2 separate regions of the Homo sapiens genome follow, and region 1 is linked to region 2. The links are chromatin loops, found by intact Hi-C in ENCODE. Cell type or tissue: sigmoid colon. All regions are shown on one strand. Links, peaks and the distances in the headings refer to the core of each region. The heading gives the core; the rest is flanking DNA.

Region 1 (2,908 bases), core at 107-2,606, 220 kb after region 2:
ATAGTTAAGGAGGAAATAGCCTTCCTGCTCATGGTTAGAAAGCGCCTATAGAAGGAGGGATCAGAAAAACATCCCAACTATGCTCAGCATTGCACAACCTCGTACGTCACAGCGGGAGGGTCCTCCAGCTGCTCCCGCAAACAGGACGAGAACCGCGGGCTCTGCTCGCTTTCTCTGAGGTGCTTTCTCACTGGCTCTTTTTCTTTTTCTGAGATGGAGTCTTGCTGTGTCGCCCAGGCTGGAGTGCAGTGGTGCGATCTCGGCTCATTGCAACCTCTACCTCCTGGGTTCAAGCAATTCTGCCTCAGCCTCCCGAGTAGCTGAGACTACAAGCACCCACCACCACATCTGGCTAATTTTTGTATTTTTAGTAGAGATGGGGTTTCGCCGTGTTGGCCAGGTTGGTCTTGAATTCCTGACCTCAAGTGATCTGCCCGCCTCAGTCTCCTAAAGTGCTGGGATTATAGGCGTGAGCCCCGTGCTTAGCCTGGCTCTGACTTTTACTAATGATGACTCAGCTTAATGCTCTGCATTTCTGACCTCTCAGGAATACAAAGAAATTCTCTGCCCAAGAACTGTTTATATACTGTTTCTAGAAGGGTGGGGCAGCTCCCCCTGCCCTGTGGCACACACTGGCCATAGATGAAAGTGCCTGGTGGTGCTGGGCTCTCATCCCCAGTGTGACAATGCCTCATCTGTGCTTTATTTCTATCACTGCTGTCAATACCACACGGGGTAAGGAACCAAAAACAGAACCCGACCTCAAACTGAAAGCACCCAGCCAGTGTTAGGGCACTACAACACAGTCCCTGCCTATCCCCAAGGGCTGACAAAAGAACACAGCCCTGCTCCTGTGTTTTGGGGGTCTATCTCCTGAGGAGTTCCAACCACTCTCCAGGCCTGATGAACTTGACCAGGATCACAGCAAATCTGGGGAAGAGGGAAGGCACCTGCATCACCTTCATCTGAGGGAGGCAGGGGAGGAAAGGGCAGAACCAGACATGGTTGTCACTGGCACAACCCAAGTCTCTGATTCTGGGGTGAGTTGGGGGATGTTCTTTATTCCAGCTGTGACATCTACCATCCTGGCCCACACTGCTGGTACAAGAAGGTAATGTTACAACTTATTGATTCTGGGATCAGTTCTCATGGCTAAAAGGCGGAAGGTTAGACATCTTATTTTAAAAACCACCTTTGTGACAGACTCGTTTTTAAATGCTTAGCCTCAGGAATATTTGTATTTTATTAGCTCAGCTACAAGCATGCAGATCTTGTGAGGAGATCTACCACCTATACCAACTTCTTTCAAACCCTGGCACTGGGGAAAAGGGACAGGAATGGAGGATGTCAGATTTCTGAATAACTTTCCACTTCCGGCTTTAGCCTCTTCCTGGAACAGTGACTTTCCTCTCAAATGAGAACTGCACAGCTCTCTCATCACTGCTGTAACCTCTCACAGTTCCTTCCGTTTGGTCTATGGCAAGGATTCAAGGCCCCACCCTCACTGAGAGTTTCTATCACCACCAGCTGTAGCCACTGGCAGCTTCCCACGCACCCTGGGGAAGCACTGACTTGGGAGGAACTTGGGCTTACCCAATACAATCACTTACACAACAAGATGTTTGGGGTCTCACAGGATTTCACTGCGTAAGTCATCAAACACTTCTCAAAACCATCCTGGGAAGATTCCCGTGGAATATTAGTTTATACAAAAGGGAGTGAGAAAAGGAACTAAGTATAGAAGAGAAAGAGCAACCAAAGAGTGAGAGCCGATGCAGCCTTGTCAAGTATGTTTATCTTTGTGTTTTACAGAGATGCCTCTTAACTTGCACTTGAAGTTCAAGGGTTCTAGCTGATCTCGGTAGTTCAAAAGGAAGGAAAGAATAGGAACTGCCATGATTTTTTTTTGGAAAAGGAGTTTTGTTCTTGTTGCCCAGGCTGGAGTGCAATGGTGTGGTCTCGGCTCACTGCAACATCTGCCTCCTGGGTTCAAGAGATTCTCCTGCCTCAGCCTCCGCAGTAGTTGGGATTACAGGCATGTGCCACCACGCCCAGCTAATTTTGTAATTTTAGTAGAGATAGGGTTTCACCATATTGATCAGGCTGGTCTTGAACTCCTGACCTCAGGTGATCCGCCTGCTTTGGCCTCCCAAAGTGCGTGAGCCACCACGCCCAGCTTTTTTTTTTTTTTTTTTTTGAGATGGAGTTGCGCTCTTTTTGCCTAGGCTGGAGTGCAACGGCACGATCTTGGCTCACTGCAACCTCTGCCTCCCAGGTTCAAGTGATTCTCCTGCCTCAGCCTCCCAAGTAGCTGGGATTACAGGTGCCCACCGCCACGCCTGGCTAATTCTGTATTTTTAGTACAGACAGAGTTTTACCATATTGGCCAGGCTGGTCTCAAACTCCTGACCTCAGGTGATGTGCCCGCCTCGGCCTCCCAAAGTGCTGGGATTACAGGTGTGATCCACTGAGCCTGGCCCTGCCACGACTTTTAAGCAGTTTCAGTTTCTTAATGGGAAGCTCTGGAGAAACCTAAGAAGCTTAAGGTTCTGTCCAGTATTTTGAAATCTGACCTTCTTGTGCCTTCAATAATTGTTCGTAGACACTGCTTGAAAATGTCTTCAAATGGACTTGTCAGTAGACAATTCTGCAAGAAAGGAAAGGAGACAGATTTAGACGGCAGATGTTTGGTGTTTATTCACTTGTTTAACATTGTTAGGTGACCCATAGAAGTCAGCTGTTGGGCTAGGAGCTGAAGGAGACGCAAAGATGAAAAAGACATGGTCTTTGTCTTAAGGAGCTAAGTCTAGTCGAAGGGAGGAGAAGAGATGTGGGAATTAACCCTCTTGAATGCAATCTGAGAGAGACTAAAAGAAAGAGTACTTTGAAATATTTTCCATGGAAGGTA
Region 2 (2,908 bases), core at 266-2,765:
GAGCAACAGCGACAAAGTGAGACCATGTCCCAAAACAAAACAAAAAACACCAGTGCTGGGTGCAGTGGGTCACACCTGTAATCCCACTTTGGGAGGCTGAGGTGGGAGGATCCCTTGAGTCCAGGAGTTCAAGACCAGCCTGGATAACAAAGCAAGACACAATCTCTTTTTTGTTGTTGTTGTTTTTTGAGACAGAGTCTTGCTCTGTTGTCCAGGCTGGAGTGCAGTGGTGCGATCTCGGCCTAATGTAGCCTCCACCTCCTGGGTTCAAGCAATGCCTCAGCCTCCCAAATAGCTGGGATTACAGGAGCCAGCCACCACGCCTGGCTAATTTTTGTATATTTTTGGTCTTGCTGTGTTGGCCATGTTGGTCTCAAACTCTTGGCCTCAAGAGATCCACCCTCTGCAGCCTTCCAAAGTACTTGGATTACCGGCGTGAGCCACCATGCCCAGCCACTCTTAATTTTTATTTTTTTTTAAACAGAGTCTCACTCTGGTACCCAGGCTGGAGTGCAGTGACGTGATCTCTACCTCCTGGGTTCAAGTGATTCTCATGTCTCAGCCTCCCGAATAGCTGGGATTACAGATGTGTGCCACTACGCCCAGCTAATTTTTTTGTATTTTTAGTAGAAACAAGGTTTTACCACATTGGCCAGGCTGGTCTCAAACCCCTGACTTCAAGTGTTCTGTCCATTTTGGCCTCCCAAAGTGCTGGGGTTACAGGCGTGAGCCACTGAGACTGGCCTTAATTTTTTTTTTTTTTTTTTTTTGAGATGGAATCTCACTGTTGGCCAGGCTGGAGTGCAATGGCATGATCTCGGCTCACTGCAATCTCTGCCTCGCTGGTTCAAGCAATTCTCCTGCCTCAGCCTCCCGAGTACCTGGGATTACAGGCATGTGCCATCACACTCAGATAATTTTTTTTTAACTTTAAGTCCTGGGATACATGTGTCGAATGTGAGGTTTGTAACATTTTTGTATTTTTGGTAGAGACGAGGAGGTTTCTCCATATTGACTAGGCTGGTCTCGAACTCCTAACCTCAGGTGATCCACCCTCCTCGGCCTCCCAAAGTGCTGGGATTACAGGCATGAGCCACCGCGCCCAGCCCTCAGCCAATATTTTTAAAAATAATTTCATGGTATATCCACACAAGGGAGTATTACTCAGCAATAAAAATGCTTGTTGAGACGGGTGCAGTGGCTCACGCCTGTAATCCCAGCACTTTGGTAGGCTGAGGCAGGTGGATCACCTGAGGTCAGGAGTTCGAGATCAGCCTGGCCAACATGGTGAAACCCTGTCTCTACTAAAAATACAAAAATTAGCCGGGCGTGGTGGTGGGAGCCTGTAATCCCAGCTACTCAGGAGGCTGAGACAGGAGAATTGCTTGAACCCAGGAGGCGGAGGTTGCAGTGAGTGAAGATGGCACCGCTGCATTCCAGCCTGGGTGACAGAGTGAGACTCAGTCTCAAAAAAAAAAAAAAAGTTTGTTGAACAAGTGTATTACAATGTATTCCAAAGCTAACGCATGCAATGCCCAATTTGTTCACTAGATGGCAGCAAGAGCCAAGTCATTTCTAGTTGCTTCCAGGTGGGTCTACTGTGGCTACTCTTGCTTGTCACAGTAAACTGACAGAGCACTGTCCCCAATTAAAGATAGGAAAACAGAGGCGTAAAGAACACTGCTTTGTCAGAGCCAGGTTTCTGGTCTTCCAAATCAACAACCCATGAATGAGAACCCTCCCAGATCTCTTCCCCACACTGTTCCCTTCCCCTAAGTCTGGTAATTTCATCCATTTCCTGAAGTCAGAAGTACTCGGCCCGGGCCAGGTGCAGTGGCTCAAGTCTGTAATCCCAGCACTTTGGAAAGCCGAGGGAGGCGGATCACCTGAGTTCAGGAGTTCGAAACCAGCCTGGCCAACATGGCGGACACCCCCGTCTCTACTAAAAATACAAAAATTAGCTGGGCACCGTCGTGAGTGCCTGTAATCCCAGCTACTCAAGAGGCTGAGGCAGGAGAATAGCGTGAACCTGGGAGGTAGAGGTTGCAGTGAGCTGAGATCGCGCCATTGCACTCCAGCCTGGGCGACAGAACAAGACGCCGTCTCAAAAATAAATAAATAAATAAATAAATAAAATAAAATAAAAATGCAAAAATTAGGCCAGGAGTGGTGGCTCAAGCCTGTAATCCCAGCACTTTGGGAGGCTGAGGCGGGTGGATCACCTGAGGTCGGGAGTTCCAGACCAGCCTGACCAATATGGAGAGACCGCGTCTCTACTAAAAATACAAAACTAGACAGGTATGGTGGCGCATGCCTGTAATCCCAGCTGCTCAGGAGGCTGAGGCAGGAGAATTGCTTGAACCCGGGAGGCAGAGGTTGCAGTGAGCGGAGATCGCGCCATTGCACTCCAGCCTGGGGAACAAGAATGAAACTCCATCTCAAAAAAAAAAAAAACCCCAAACCAAACGAAAACAGCGGATCACGAGGTCAGGAGTTTGAGACCAGCCTGGACAATAGGGTGAAACCCTGTCTCTACTAAAAATACAAAAAAATTAGCCAGGTGTGGTGGCGCACAACTGTAGCCTCAGCTACTCCAGAGGCTGAGGCAGAAGAATTGCTTGAACCCAGGAGGTGGAGGTGGCAGGCAGTGAGCCGAGATTGCACCATTGCACTCCAGCCTGGGTGACAGAGCAAGACTGCTTCTCAAAAAAAAAAAAAAATTAGCCAGGTGTGGTGGCAGGTGTTCCTATAATCCCAGCTACCCCGGGGCTGAGATGGGAGGATCACTTGAGCCTGAGAGGCAGAGGTTGCAGTGAGCCGAGCCTAGATTGTGCCTCTGCATTCCAACCTGAGCTACAAAATGAGACCCTGTATCAAAAACAAAAACAAACCAAATCTCACACAGGTC

What was found. Hi-C counts contacts between places; a loop is a spot of excess contacts. Peaks named below come from ENCODE experiments on the same cell type or tissue, not always from the same donor. Only the 100,000 strongest peaks of a DNase experiment are listed, where the experiment ranks them.
Region 1: a loop joins it to region 2, with 2.3 times the contacts of the local background. A loop is called at or near these places in 3 of 110 quality-filtered maps.

The regions. Positions count from the first base shown.
Region 1 is chr11:65,289,538-65,292,445 of GRCh38, reverse strand. POLA2 (DNA polymerase alpha 2, accessory subunit) reads right to left here. Exons shown (of 18, transcript NM_002689.4): 13 at 2,574-2,647. Among named protein-coding and RNA genes, the nearest start is that of CDC42EP2, 24 kb to the left of the region's middle. In sigmoid colon, for the core only: no CTCF peak of the experiment used is centred there; DNase peaks (open chromatin) are centred at 125, 375 and 1,515; H3K4me3 peaks cover 817 bases; H3K27ac peaks cover 2,070 bases.
Region 2 is chr11:65,509,588-65,512,495 of GRCh38, reverse strand. No RefSeq gene overlaps it. Among named protein-coding and RNA genes, the nearest start is that of MALAT1, 12 kb to the right of the region's middle. In sigmoid colon, for the core only: a CTCF peak has its summit at 1,542 (motif pointing right); DNase peaks (open chromatin) are centred at 1,545, 1,915 and 2,675; H3K27ac peaks cover 725 bases.